Regions from separate parts of the Mus musculus genome. Here region 2 is linked to region 1. A link is a contact called in ENCODE Hi-C data. All regions are on one chromosome and are shown on one strand. The core of a region is the stretch at or near the end of the contact, and the rest is flanking DNA. Distances in the headings are between cores, read along the strand shown.

Region 1 (6,539 bases), core at 1,953-4,452:
AATTTTAAGTATGGTCATTTAAAAAGCCGCCTATTAACAATAAAAATTTGGGGCTGGAGAGATGGTTCAGCGGTTAAGAGCACTGACTGCTCTTCTGATGGTCCCAAGTTCAAATCTCAGCAACCACACGGTAGTTCACAAACATCTGTAATGAGATCTGATGCCCTCTTCTGGTGTGTCTGAAGACAGCTACAGTGTACTTACATATAATAAAAAATAAATCTTTTTTAAAAATTTAAAGTAAACACACAATAGACAATGAAGAGTGTATGTGTGTGATTGGCTTATGGTCGGGGGCTGTGGTGTGACTGTTGTGGCAAGGTGTGGGATGAGTGTGCCGTGTGTGTATTTCTTGGGTTTAAGGTCAATGCACATGTGGAGAGAAATAGAGATCTTCTCTGACGTTGGTTTCTGCTCTGGATGGAAAACGCTTGGGGCCCGGACAAACAAACTCAAAAGCCAGAACCTGGATGGGCAATCATCTCATCAAATACAGTAATTTGACGACCGAGAACAACTGGGTGGTGACGCCCTCCTTGGAGATTAAAGCGAGGCAGTAATGAGCACCTGGAAGCCAGCATGTGCCTGTGATTCCCCTTATCTGGTTCTCCAAAGGACACTGCTGCCCAAGAAACCAGCTAGGTCATTTCAGGAGGCAGTGCTGAAGAGGATCACTGCTGTATGTGGAGTTAGCATTCTGAAGAACGGCCAGTAGGGAGGAAACTAAAATCCGCAGCATAGTGTGACTACAACACTGTGTAATGGCAATAAGAAGAGAGAAGAGAAAAAAAAAAAGTTAAAACCTTGAAGGCTAGCTAACAAGGTGGCACACATCACTCAGTGCTTGGGAACCTGAAGCAGCAAGAGCCAAGTTCAAGGCCAGCAAGTGTGAGCTAAGAAGTGAGATGCCATTTTGGAAGAGAGAGTGGGGCAGATAAAAGAATCTAACCATTTTAAGGACTCACAAAGTGGCCAGCAAAGAGAAAGTCCAGCAAAGGCCTAAGGGAAAGCATTAGCAAGCAGCAGAGGTAGAGATGTGCATCTAGGAGCCACTCCAGTGCTAAAAGCAAGGGACAGAGCCAAGTCCTACGGGAGGGCAGAAAGTACAGGTCAAAAAAGTGCACAGCTACAGATGGTAATAAAGAATCAGGAGAAACCGAAGGCAGCAGAATCTAAGCAATCGTACCCCGTCATTTAATCATAAAGACACAAGGCACCCACCATGCACGAGTGCCCTCCTACGGACTCAATGCACTGATGTGTTCGCACTCCTAAAAACTACGTGGAAAGCTAAGTCTGACGGTCCCACTCTGTAACACCAGAAAACAGAAGGTGGATTGTCAAGAACTTCAAAGCCAGCCAGGGCACCAAGAGTGAGATCCTGTCTCAAAACCAAAACAAAATCTATATGCAAATAGGCATTGTTTCCCCTCTTTTGAGGGCGAATACTATAAGGTACAGGGATCAGATGACCTTGCTAGATCAGATACAGAGAAACAGGGATGAGATTTGGGTACCAAACCAATGCAAAGCTGTACAGCCTACAGAGCCTCTGCATTCACTGTTGTCACACTTAACTCAAGCAAACGTCTGAACTCCGATTCTCACATCACTTGCCTCCCGGCCTGGAGTGGCCTTCTAAATTTTACTAAAAAAGAGTGTATAAGCTTATGCTGATGTCGTCCCTCCTGTCCCTCCACTCAGTTGGATCTAACACCTTTGTCCTTGAAATCTGCAAACAAACCCAGGACCAGAAACCTTTGGGATAGTATTCCAGTGCACCTGATTAGATAAAAATCCCCGTGACTACATTAAAATAAAATCTGATTCTTCAGCCGGGCACTCGGGAGGCTCGGGAGGCAGAGAGGCAGGCAGATTTCTGAGTTCGAGACCAGCCTGGTCTACAGAGTGAGTTCCAGGACAACCAGGGCTACACAGAGAAACCCTGTCCAGAAAAACCAAAAAAAAAAAAAAAAAAAAAAAAAAAAAAAAAAAAAATCAGATTCTTCTCTGCCACCCAGCCATTTGGTGTCTTATATTGGGCACCAAGTGGAACAGGATGCCTCTGTAGTCACAAAAGGACCTCTGAAACCTGGGGCTGTAAAAACTCAAGAGTGAAGTGACAGCCCGAGAGGCATAGTGGGTAATAAACCTGCTGATACAGCAAACGGCTGTCCTGGGGTTAATCTAGTAAGAAAAAAAAAAAAAAAAAAAAAAAAATAGTAGTGAAGAAGAAATACAGATAGAGGGATTCTTGTGAGGTGGGCTACTGTTCTTGACTGGTATCAGGCTGTCTTTCTCACTACAGCAGACCAGAAACTGAAATATTCTCTCGGGTCCCCGTTCCATCTCCACCCCGACCTCCCACCACTGACTGACCCCCTTGCCCAAATTGCTTTCACAGTTCAAAGCTCAACCCCTGCCACTCCAAGATCCGAAGTCCTCAGAGCAGCGGGAGCTCCACATCCTTTCCTGCACTCACCTCCAAGGTTTTCACCAGGATCTTCATGTAGATCTCCGAGATACCCAGGGATAATCCGAAGGCCGAGGGTAAAAGGATGAGGCCGCCCACCAGCGTCAGCCAGGTGGACAGGAGCTTCACCGCCAGGTCTGCGCCCTCCATGTCTCAGCACGCCCTCAGGAAGAGGTCCCCAGGAAAGCCGAGAGCGGTAGGTGTCAGAGTCCCAGGCAGTCCAGCCGCAGTTCGGAAAACACAGCGTCCAGCCCGGAGCCGGGCTCTGAGGAGTCTTTGCCGCCCGCCTCGTTCCCTTCAGCTCTGCGGAGCGAAGAGGAAAGGGAAGGCGAGAACTCTCAGAACTACTGCGATCTCCTTGCTTCCTCCCCTTGGGTCCCGGTTGGCCCCGCAAGCTCACTCTCTACTGGAGGCCCAGGCCAAGCTGTAGCCACGGCAGCCGGCTCAGACCTGAGTGTCTCTGGCGAGAAGACCCAGCTGGGTGACCTACGGGACACCCTAGTGCAGTCAGAGTGCATGGAGGCAGCCAGGAACGCGCCCCACCCCGGGCCTGATTTCCTCCGGGTAACGATTGCGACAACCCCGCGGTGACTCACCGAGGCCCTCCGGCAGCGAGGATCCCCGCAGGTTCCCTGCACCTCGGCGTGGGCTGCGGGCTATGCGGGTAGCCAGTGGCTTTCGGGCGCCGGGCTCCCTTTTTCTACACTCTACCCTTGCCCCACCCCCATCGCCACCCAACAGGGAGCTCCGGGGCATGACCGCGTCTCCCGGGCGCTGCTGCCTAGAGAGCCGCCGCCCTCCGCCCCGCCCCCCCGCACTCCCAGCAAAGGTTCTTTCGGTAGCAGACTTTCCATCTTCACCCACAGAACGGACCGCTGACGTCCCCGATCGCTGCGGAAGATCTTGTTTGTGAGCCTGCAACACGACCTCCTGGGAAGGGCTTTCGGGAGGAGGAAACTACTGAACAAGGGTGAGGCAGTCGCGCACCGTGGCTCGTGGCTCTCTCTTACCTCCTTCCTAGCTGCAGTCAGGGAAAGAAAGCTCGCCCGCTTTCTCTCTCTCCACAAGTCGCCTTAGCCACTCTGCCACCACCTCTCTAGCCACAAAATAGACCCAGAAATTCCAAGCGGTTGTGTCGCAGAAGACTGGAATTCCAGCACTTACGCTCGGGAATCTGCGACTGGAGAATTCCGAGGAGATGGGTCTGGGCTGTTTTGAGTTCCAACAGTCAGCTTAAGACTAAATAGGTAGATCCTTTATAGACCTTGCTTTAAAAGGGCAGGCGGACCGGTGAGCGGGCGAGGGGGAGGGGAGGACAGGACACCCTAGAGGCTGTTTGTCACTCCCCTCCCTGGAGGAGATTCCAGTCTAAGCTTCCCTAGCATCCGCCTACACCGACTGCAGAAAACGCTGCGCAAATACTAACCTTCACCTAACTGGCTAAGAGTTTCTCAGGGGTCCACGTCCCACGCCGCTGTGATGAACGGCCTTACTAGAACGAAGAAGGGAAAATCCTGCACGCGTATTCCACTGCAGGACAACCAGTTTTAACAATAAGCGTGAGAAAAGATATTGAGAGCAGCAGTTTGCAAAGCGACTGACTAGGATCCAAACCATCACCGAGTCGGCCCTCAATTCTTAGAAGGACCAAACTCTTACTGTTGACAGTCGGGAGTCAGTTTGGGAGCTGGAAAAAGTGAGAGAGCTAGCAAAATGAACTGAAAGTATTTACAGCAAATATTGCAGAGAAAGCTGCCCTCACCTCCAGAAGGGGTGGAGGAAGAAGGAAGCCGGCCTTAAAGACTGTACAAGTTTGTTCTCTGAGCCTCCTGCCAGGTAGGTGTAAGACACTTTTCCCACTAAGAAGGGGGAAGGGGAGGACAATGAAGTTATGAAGGAAACGGAGCTTACTCTCAAAACAGCTTCTGGGGTCATTGAGGTGGCTCATCAACAAAGTTGCCTGATGCCAGTCAGCTAGGATGACCCGTCAATCTTTGGACACCACCACTACCCCCCCCCCCCCCCCCCGTATAAGGGGAGAACCAATTTATCTCCTGCCCACCTGTGCTCGGTGGCATGCCTCCCCACACACACAAAATAAATAAAACGTAACAAAAATTATTTTTTGAAAAGCATCTACCAGGCATTATGTGGAAAACCTGTAACCCCAGCGCTTAAGAAATAGAAACAAGAGGATCAGGAGTTCAAGTCCAGCATGGGCTTTCTTAGACACCATCTAAAAATCAAATAAACCTCTATGTATGTGCAGAAGGAAACTGGAAGCTGGCCAACATATCTCTGAGCGCATGTGTGGTTTATATAGTTAGGCCACAAGCTAGGGTTTATTAGCTCAGTTAATGTTCCAATAAAATATTTAACCTCTATTATTCCCTCCAGCTGAAGTGACTAAGGGCTGCTCCCTTGTTCACCCTGCAGAGGAAACAAACAGGAGGCCCCCTGTTTCTGCTCAGCACACAAACACCCCAGTGCCCAGGAAGGCTTGTTGTTCATAATCAAAGGTGTGAACGCTTTGGTTTGGGGCTTTGTTTAGGAATGTCTTACCCACCCCCACACACCCCAGCAATGTCACAAAGCCTCCTAAAAGACACAGGCTCACCTTGGCAACCTTAGAAAAGCAGAGGTTCAGCACTTTACCTCCTCAGAAACCCCTTCCTGCAGTGAGGACTCCCCTGCCTTAACAGATCACACTTGGAGCTTCCACCTTTATGGAAGCCAGAAGTCTGAAACTAAGATGCTGTAATACATAGTCAGGCTGCCCGCAAGAGCTCTAGGGAGAATCCTTCCTCTTCCAGCTGCTGATGTTCCAAGAGTTCTGTGGTTTCTGTGACTCTAGTCTCTGTCCCTGTTCACATACTGGGCATCTTTCTAGTATTTGAATGAACTCAAGGAACAGATAGGAATCTGTCTGGTGTGGTTCTGTTACTTAAGTCTTTTATTCTGGGACAGACTGTGAGACCTCAGGGTGGGGTGGACGACAGTTGTGGATTCAGTTCTGCAGTCTGACTTTAATACAGATAGATAGAGTTCCAGAGAGGCTCTTCCTACACGTGCAGTACTTTGGGTCAGATGTTCAACTGAAGGATAAGAGCTCCATTTTTTTTGTTTTTTGTTTTTGTTGTTGTTGTTTTTGAGACAGGGTTTCTCTGCACAGTCCAGCTGTCCTGGAACTCACTCTGTAGACCAGGCTGGTCTTGAACTCAGAAATCCACCTGCCTCTGCCTCCCAAGTGCTGGGATTACAGGTGTGCGCCACCACTGCCCGTTTTTTTTTTTTCCCCACTTTTGGGTTTGTTTGTTCGTTTGTTTGTTTGTTTTCCCTAAGCCCAATGACAGACAGTAGTCCACCCTATGTGTTCCATGGCAGGGAGGGGTAGTCAGATGTAGCAGATATGGAAACAAGTCTATATATCTAGTCCCTGCCTAGGAAGAGGAGGGAGGGAAGGAAGGGAGGGAAGAGGGGAGGCAGCCTGAGAATGCTCCTTACTAGGAGAGCTCATGCGCAAGGCCCTGGGTTCAAATAAAATCACATAGCAGCGCTCTTCCTGGTTGGTTGGTTGGTTGGTTGGTTGTTGCAATACTAACAACACCAAGGCCTTGCACATGCTAAGCCAAGGCTCTATCATGAGCTGTAGCCCTAAGATTAGAGAGGAAAAGAAAAGTCACTTTTTATCCTCTCTCTCTCTCTCTCTCTTTCTCTCATTGGTCTTTTCTTGTTTGCTTTGAGATTTGTCTTTTTATTTTGTTTTGTTTTTAGACAGGGGCTGTCTATAGCTCTGACTGTCCTGGAAATTGCTATGTATATCAGGCTTTCCTTGAACACAGAGATCAACTTACCTCTGCCTTCAGAGGCTTGGGATTAAAGGCATTCACCATCACACTCAGTTCCTAAGGTTTTTGTTGTTGTTGTTTGTGGGAAGCCACATGTGCCGTTGCAGGGTGGTGCTGGCTACCTCTGGCCACCACACATACATAGGCAGTAAAGTTTTTTGCCAAGATGAGGTTTTGAGAATTAACCAATCAAATGAGAGACATATTAACCAATCAGA
Region 2 (6,501 bases), core at 465-2,964, 820 kb before region 1:
CCCCCCCCACTGGTGTATCAACTGCCCGATTTCTCAAGATCGACCAAAGAGGTTTTTTCCTTGGTTTTGGTCAACCCTGAGCAGACCTTAAAGATCGGCCAGAGGGAGCAAAGCCCTTTTGACCATCGCTCCCAATGTCAGCCTAGAAGTCGGTCGTCTCTAGTTTACTCAACTACCCGAGTTGAGAGCTTGACCAGACTTTCCAACAGTTACCTGTCTTCCCCCGAGGTATTCCTCTATCTAAAGTTGTCCTGTGAATTTTAGTGATCCTGCCTCATAAATCCAACTAATAATAATAGAGGGAGGATTTTAAAAAAATAATTATCTCATTTCTGTTAGGTTTAGACACCACGCAGGAGATAAATATTCTCATTAAGCTGATTTCATCCCCAGAGTACTGAGCCCCCTCATAAGTGATAATGATCTAGGGAGTGGGAGAGCGAAGACAAGAACGGAGAAAGAACAGAAAAGAGCAGGAGACGGAAAGATGGTGAAGGGTGACCCTTAGGCCTGCGAGGGGTTTAAAAACATCTACGGGCTTAAGGAACAACAAATCAATTTACACGATTCTGGAAGAGCCCAGAGGGCCTTTAATTAATCCCTTCAAAAGAAGGAAGTCGGCCTGGGATATGCCTCCTGCCTGCTCCATTAGCTCCCTTTTCGCAAGGGTCCAGACACCGTTGGAGGTGGGCGCCGCGCGCGAGCTGGGGGAGGATGACGCGAGCTGGCGTGGGCGGAAGAGCCGCACTTAAACTGCTTTTCCATAGAAGGGCTGGATTTTCATTATTCCTCTCTTTAAAAAGTAATGCCCTCTTCGTCCCTGCTCCCTCCTTCTCCTTTCCATTTTATTTTGCACGATTAGTTGAGCCGGCCGCTGGCTCTAGACTGGAACCACTCTTTTCGCCAGGCCCCTCCCCTCTTGGCTCCGCCCAAGTGAAGCTGGGGCGGGGACTAGGAGGGCGCGTCCTTATGGCTCCCTAGTCTCAGCCAATCAAAAGGTGTGGCGCTCCCAGGTGGGCGTGTTCTAGGAGCGACGCCTTGCCCAAGCTGAGCGCTATTGGAGGCGGTGTTTACGCCCAGGACCCGGGCCCCGCTCCTCAGTCCCGCCCCGCCGAGCCGCCCCGGAATGACGTCCTCGAAAGTTCTCATTTTGGCCCCCCACCTCCCCTCCCTTGCGTCCCCCAGCTAAAGAGAGGCAGGGAGGGGTGCAAATATTTTATTACCTTTGAGAGCTTCATCCGAACTGTCAGGCCCAGAGGGAGAGAGGAGAGAAGGGAAGAGCCGCCGAGAGGGTCAGTTTGGCCAGAGGACAGGGCTTGGAAGAGCCAAGCCTGGAAAGCCAAGGAGAAATGCCAGAGAGGCAAGAGAAAGGCGGAGAGTGAGAGGAAGAGAGGGCGCCAGGGGGTGGGACGGGGGGGGGTCTCCCGGCCGGCTTGCAGAAGAGGACGGACGATCGGAACCGGCCCGTCAGACTTTTTCCATACTTAGGTTTATTTTCTTTTATCCTTTTCGATCCGGCTAGTCCGGCGCCGCGTGGCTCGGAGGGGAAGTAGGCTCGTGGGCGCACCAAGTCCCCAGCCGCCGGAGCGGTGTCACTGACTGCCCTTTCTGGCGCAGTAACGCCGGGCCCGAGGCAGTGGCGGGCGCGATACCCGCGCCGGCCGTTTGTGCTCTGTCCCCCGGGCGAGCGGTGAGTGCGACTCAGCAGCGCGGCCGCCGGGAGAGCGGAGCGTCCGAGCGAGATCAGAGGCGCGCACCGGGCGGAACGCCGCCCGCTTTGAAGCTCCCCCAGGCGAGCGAGCCGGCCCCCGCCCTCCTACATCAAAGCGAACGCTCCGCGCCTCCCAACCTTGTTGCAAACTCTCTGGGTCGGCTGCGGGGTACGTCTTGCTGATTTCCCGCGGGGGTGGAGAAGATGAGAAGCAGAGCGCTCTGAGCCGGGAACGAGGGACCAGCGCCTGGGATCGAATCCGGGACTCCCGAAGCCGAGGAAGCGCTGAGCCCGCCCGCGCCCCCGCAGCCCTCGCCCCTGCCGCCTCCCGCGGGGCGTTTGGACATTTTTGCTGCGCAGCTCCCGGAGCCCGCGGCCGATCCACACTTCGCTTGCGCGCGCCCCCGGCACCTCGGGTTCTCCCGAGCCCCGGCGGGGCCACCGACCTGCGTGGCTGCGGGTTCGGGTCTGGCTGTGGGATGTTAGCTGTGGGGGCGATGGAGGGCCCTCGGCAGAGCGCGTTCCTGCTCAGCAGCCCGCCCCTGGCCGCCCTGCACAGTATGGCCGAGATGAAGACCCCGCTCTACCCCGCCGCTTATCCCCCGCTGCCCACCGGGCCCCCCTCCTCCTCGTCCTCGTCCTCCTCGTCCTCGTCGCCCTCCCCACCTTTGGGCTCACATAACCCGGGCGGCTTGAAGCCCCCGGCCGCGGGGGGCCTCTCGTCCCTGGGCAGTCCCCCGCAGCAGCTTTCGGCGGCCACCCCACACGGCATCAACGACATCCTGAGCCGGCCCTCTATGCCGGTGGCCTCGGGGGCCGCCCTGCCCTCCGCCTCGCCCTCCGGGTCTTCCTCCTCCTCCTCCTCGTCCGCCTCCGCCACCTCGGCCTCTGCGGCGGCCGCCGCCGCCGCTGCTGCTGCCGCCGCTGCCGCCTCGTCGCCCGCTGGGCTGCTGGCCGGCCTGCCCCGCTTCAGCAGCCTGAGCCCTCCGCCACCGCCGCCCGGGCTCTACTTTAGCCCCAGCGCCGCGGCTGTGGCCGCCGTGGGCCGGTACCCCAAGCCCCTGGCCGAGCTGCCCGGTCGGACGCCCATCTTCTGGCCCGGAGTGATGCAGAGTCCGCCGTGGAGGGACGCGCGCCTTGCCTGTACCCCCCGTGAGTACTATGGGAGGGGAGGGTGGGTCCCTGCCTTCTAAGTCTGCTCTCGGGTCGTGAAGCACACAGTGCCCCTGCGGGCGGTCAGTCTCCTGGCCGCCACACTAGTTTGGAAGTTCCGGGACAGCACGCCGTTGGCTGGGCCCCTGCAGGCGAGCGAGGGACTCGCGCTTTCCTGGGCTCGCCGAGGCTCATGCAGGCCTGGGCTCCACCAACGAGAATGCGTCTGGACAGAACACAGCGCAGCAAGCGAGCTTCTGTCTGGGCTGTTCTTGAACCTGGCCAGCTCTGGGTCAGATGGATGGAAAGCGGGAAAAGGCCTCCGCACCCCTTCCTTTCTGGCTCCTTCCTGCCATGCTCGCCCGTTCCTTCAGTAGTCTGACCCTTGTTTTCGGCAAACCCGCGAGGGTAGGCAAGGCAGCTGGCTATCTACCTCCTCGAGAAAAGCAGACTTTTGCTTGCACACACCCTCCCTGGTTGTCTCCAGCTCACCTTTTCTCCCAGCTCCCTCGCCCACTCCCAGTGCACTTGTCCAGAATGACCTGTGCCAGCGGTTCCCAGAACTAGGCTGTTGTCATTGATGGACCCGGGTCTTCCCTACTCCTGAATCCCAGGGCCCTGGTCACTGAAGGGGCATTGACACTCAACAGACTAACTCAAGAGAGGACATGATGAGAAATATACATGTGCAGGACACAGACCAGTAAAATGTAGCCTCCAAACGCTCTGGGTCAATTCAGCTGTCCCAAGGTCTGGACAGACAATTCTGGCTAGTGGGTCACAGCTCCTAGATAGAAGGCTCCTTCCCCCCTCCCCCCAGGTGGCGCCCAGGGCCCGGCTCAACTCTGTTCTTTGCTGACGACCAAGTCCCTGAAGTCAGTCCAGGTTCTCTGGACCTCCTTGCCTGAGATTTAGCGGCAGTAACTTGACTAACGGGAAACTATGTCAGGCTCTATGTGGGAAGGCGATTCCTCAGAGCTATTGAAATGTCTGAGAGACACTATTGTATCCTTGATTGTAGGGATTGCCAGACCTGTGTCTCCTCTGGTCTCTTCTCCAGCCCGTAAGGGCCTCAAACTTTAAGAGTTATGTCCTAAAGTGCTCAAAATACAAGGAGCCCTTTATTGCTCAGCACAGGTTAGGGAAGTGGCCAAGGAAAACAAAACAAAATATAAAATTTAAAAAGTTAGTTTACCTTCACACCAAACCACTTATCTGCTCAGAGACTGACATGGGGAGGCGAGGGTGGCCTTTCTCATGCTCTCCTGCTTAGTGTAGGAGGGTGTCCCCTTTCTGCCCTGTACTCTTTAGCAGTGGCCTCCCTAGCCATTGGCACGATGGTTAAGCACAAAGTATTTATTGCTACACCAACCGTACCTTGGTTGGAGAAAAGTAGCTGGCAAAAGGTAGCGCAGGGGTGGCGCAGGACACAGATCAAGGATTGTTGCTCTTTTGCTATCAAAGCACAGTTTTGCTAATTCGCTCCCCTCTCCCGCCTCCCGTGGAGCACGGTAACGAGTTGTTTCTTCCTTCCTCTTGTTGTCGGTCCTCGCAGATCAAGGATCCATTTTGTTGGACAAAGATGGGAAGAGAAAACACACCAGACCCACGTTCTCTGGACAGCAAATCTTCGCCCTGGAGAAGACTTTCGAACAAACGAAGTACTTGGCAGGACCAGAGAGAGCACGCTTGGCCTATTCTCTGGGGATGACGGAGAGTCAGGTCAAGGTGAGTGGACCTTTGACACCTCCTGGGATGGCTTCCTTCGCACGTGCACGAACGTCTGAGTCAGTATTTTTCCCCTTACTAAACTAACAAATTGGGCTGAGATGGGTGGGGGTGCGCACCGAGGAGCCTGGGGAGAAGTGGGGAGCGGGGAGAGAGTTGGGGGTTGCCCAGGCCCTGGAGTCTTTTGGAGGCAAACTATTGGTGAACAAAAGATATCAAGTCCCGCCTTAGAAATTAGGCTAATCTAGACAGCAGCCTGTGCTGGGAAAACGCGCCTTTATCAGAGAATAAAAGCATTAAGGAATATCCCGGAGAACAGATAGAGCCGATTAGAAAGCTCGGTTTGCTTTATTTGTAAAGACACTCAAGCCATTGTTTGTCAATTCAGGCCCTAGTTAGATATAAAATTTCTTATCGGGGATCAGCAGTACAGCGCTTCTATAGTGATTTGTAGATGAGAGAGAGAGAGAGAGAGAGAGAGAGAGAGAGAGAGAGAGAGAGAGAGAGAGAGAAGAATTCAGTGGAACTTAACAGCGATAAAACTTGCTTTTTGGCTCAGATAAAAATGATTGTTTGGAATAGTAATTTTGCAAATGAGCCGACAAGATTATTAGTGTATTGAATAAGATTGAATTCCGTTTAAAGCAAGTTTATTCGCAAAATTAAGATACTGCAGCTTATGACAACAATTTGTAATTAAGATGTCACTCTGCTTATAATTGAGTTGTATAGTGCATTTCTAGGGAACCAGATTTTAGAAATCTGCCCCTGAAAATAATATTGAGCCGGCTGGGTAAATTCAGTATGTTGGTTTCCTAGTTTTCTCTGGTCTCTTTTGTCCTCTCTCTCTCTCTCCCTCCCCCTCTCTCTCTCTCTCTCTCTCTCTCTGGATGTGCATGGGGGGGGGTGTCTGCTTTCTTTAGTTATATTGTTGCTCATTAAGGAGCGATATCATTAAATCTTCCACTGCAGGTTTACTTTCTTGCTAGCCAAGTGGCACACAATATATTTCAGCTGAGACTTTTCATGTGGCCATTAGAAAACCATCACATTCAAAATTATTTTTGCAGTGGGTGGCTAGAGAGCCTACCACCTTAATCTGAGGGTGTTCATTTGTCACCATAAATATGTCCGTATGGCTAGAAGTGAATTATTATAGCAATATAAAGAAAATCACTTTCTTAACAATTCTGATTTTCGGGAAAAATACATAACAGATGAGAGGCATAAAAGGAGGGAAATTCAACATCTTCAGAAAGATGGTTGTTTACAGCAATTCTTCAGATTAAAACGCATGTGTCAGACCCATGTCAAATATCATGAACAGGTTGAACATATCTGTATTTCAAATAAATGTCTTAGGCAGCAGCAACATGCCGCTAATGTTTGGGGAAAAAAGGCAATATTGTAACAGAAAATAACACAACTCCGAAACTTTTCTATTTTAAAAAACAGCAAATGGTGATGTTTCAGCTTTGGTTTTATGAGTAACCTTGAGGGCGGGGAAAGATGGTCAAAGCATCTTCCCCAGCATGATGATAATTCTGGCTCAGATCTTAAATATTTTCATGCCTCTGCGATTGTTGCTACGGGTATATTGAAATTTTCATTATATCTAGAAAACTTCAGATCACACACACCTTAAGTTTGGTGGAGAGGAGAGGAGTATTTACCACCAAAGTTAGCACGGATTCGGGCCTGAAATAAGTAAACAGTCTAGTGTCCAAGAGTGAGAAACAGAGTGGAGAGAACTGACTTTAATGCTGAGGTTTTCCGTACGAATCACAGCCCACTGTAGTTGTTTAAAACTTCTTAATCTACAAATACAATCAAGGACTAAAAATCACTACTACGGGAAAACTAAGCTAGTTTTCCTTTCCAGTTGGGCGGGACGTAGGAAAAGCAAACGT

What was found. A loop is a pair of places that touch in the nucleus more often than their neighbours do.
Region 2: a map of left cerebral cortex shows a loop between it and region 1 (2.4-fold over the local background). The contact joins the promoter of Nkx6-1 here to the promoter of Gpat3 in region 1. A Hi-C loop is called at or near these places in 3 of 37 maps with a recorded cell type or tissue (left cerebral cortex and mouse embryonic stem cell).

Annotation. Positions count from the first base shown.
Region 1 is chr5:100,842,892-100,849,430 of GRCm38, reverse strand. It overlaps Gpat3 (glycerol-3-phosphate acyltransferase 3), which reads right to left and starts at 3,202. Exons shown (of 13, transcript NM_172715.3): 1 at 3,070-3,202; 2 at 2,483-2,776. The coding sequence starts at 2,623. It overlaps Gm46917 (a long non-coding RNA gene), which reads right to left and starts at 1,872. Exons shown (of 2, transcript XR_001784903.1): 1 at 1,222-1,872; 2 at 467-754. It also overlaps a transcript of Abraxas1 not described here.
Region 2 is chr5:101,659,924-101,666,424 of GRCm38, reverse strand. Nkx6-1 (NK6 homeobox 1) reads left to right here and starts at 1,714. Exons shown (of 3, transcript NM_144955.2): 1 at 1,714-2,863; 2 at 4,419-4,591. The coding sequence starts at 2,191.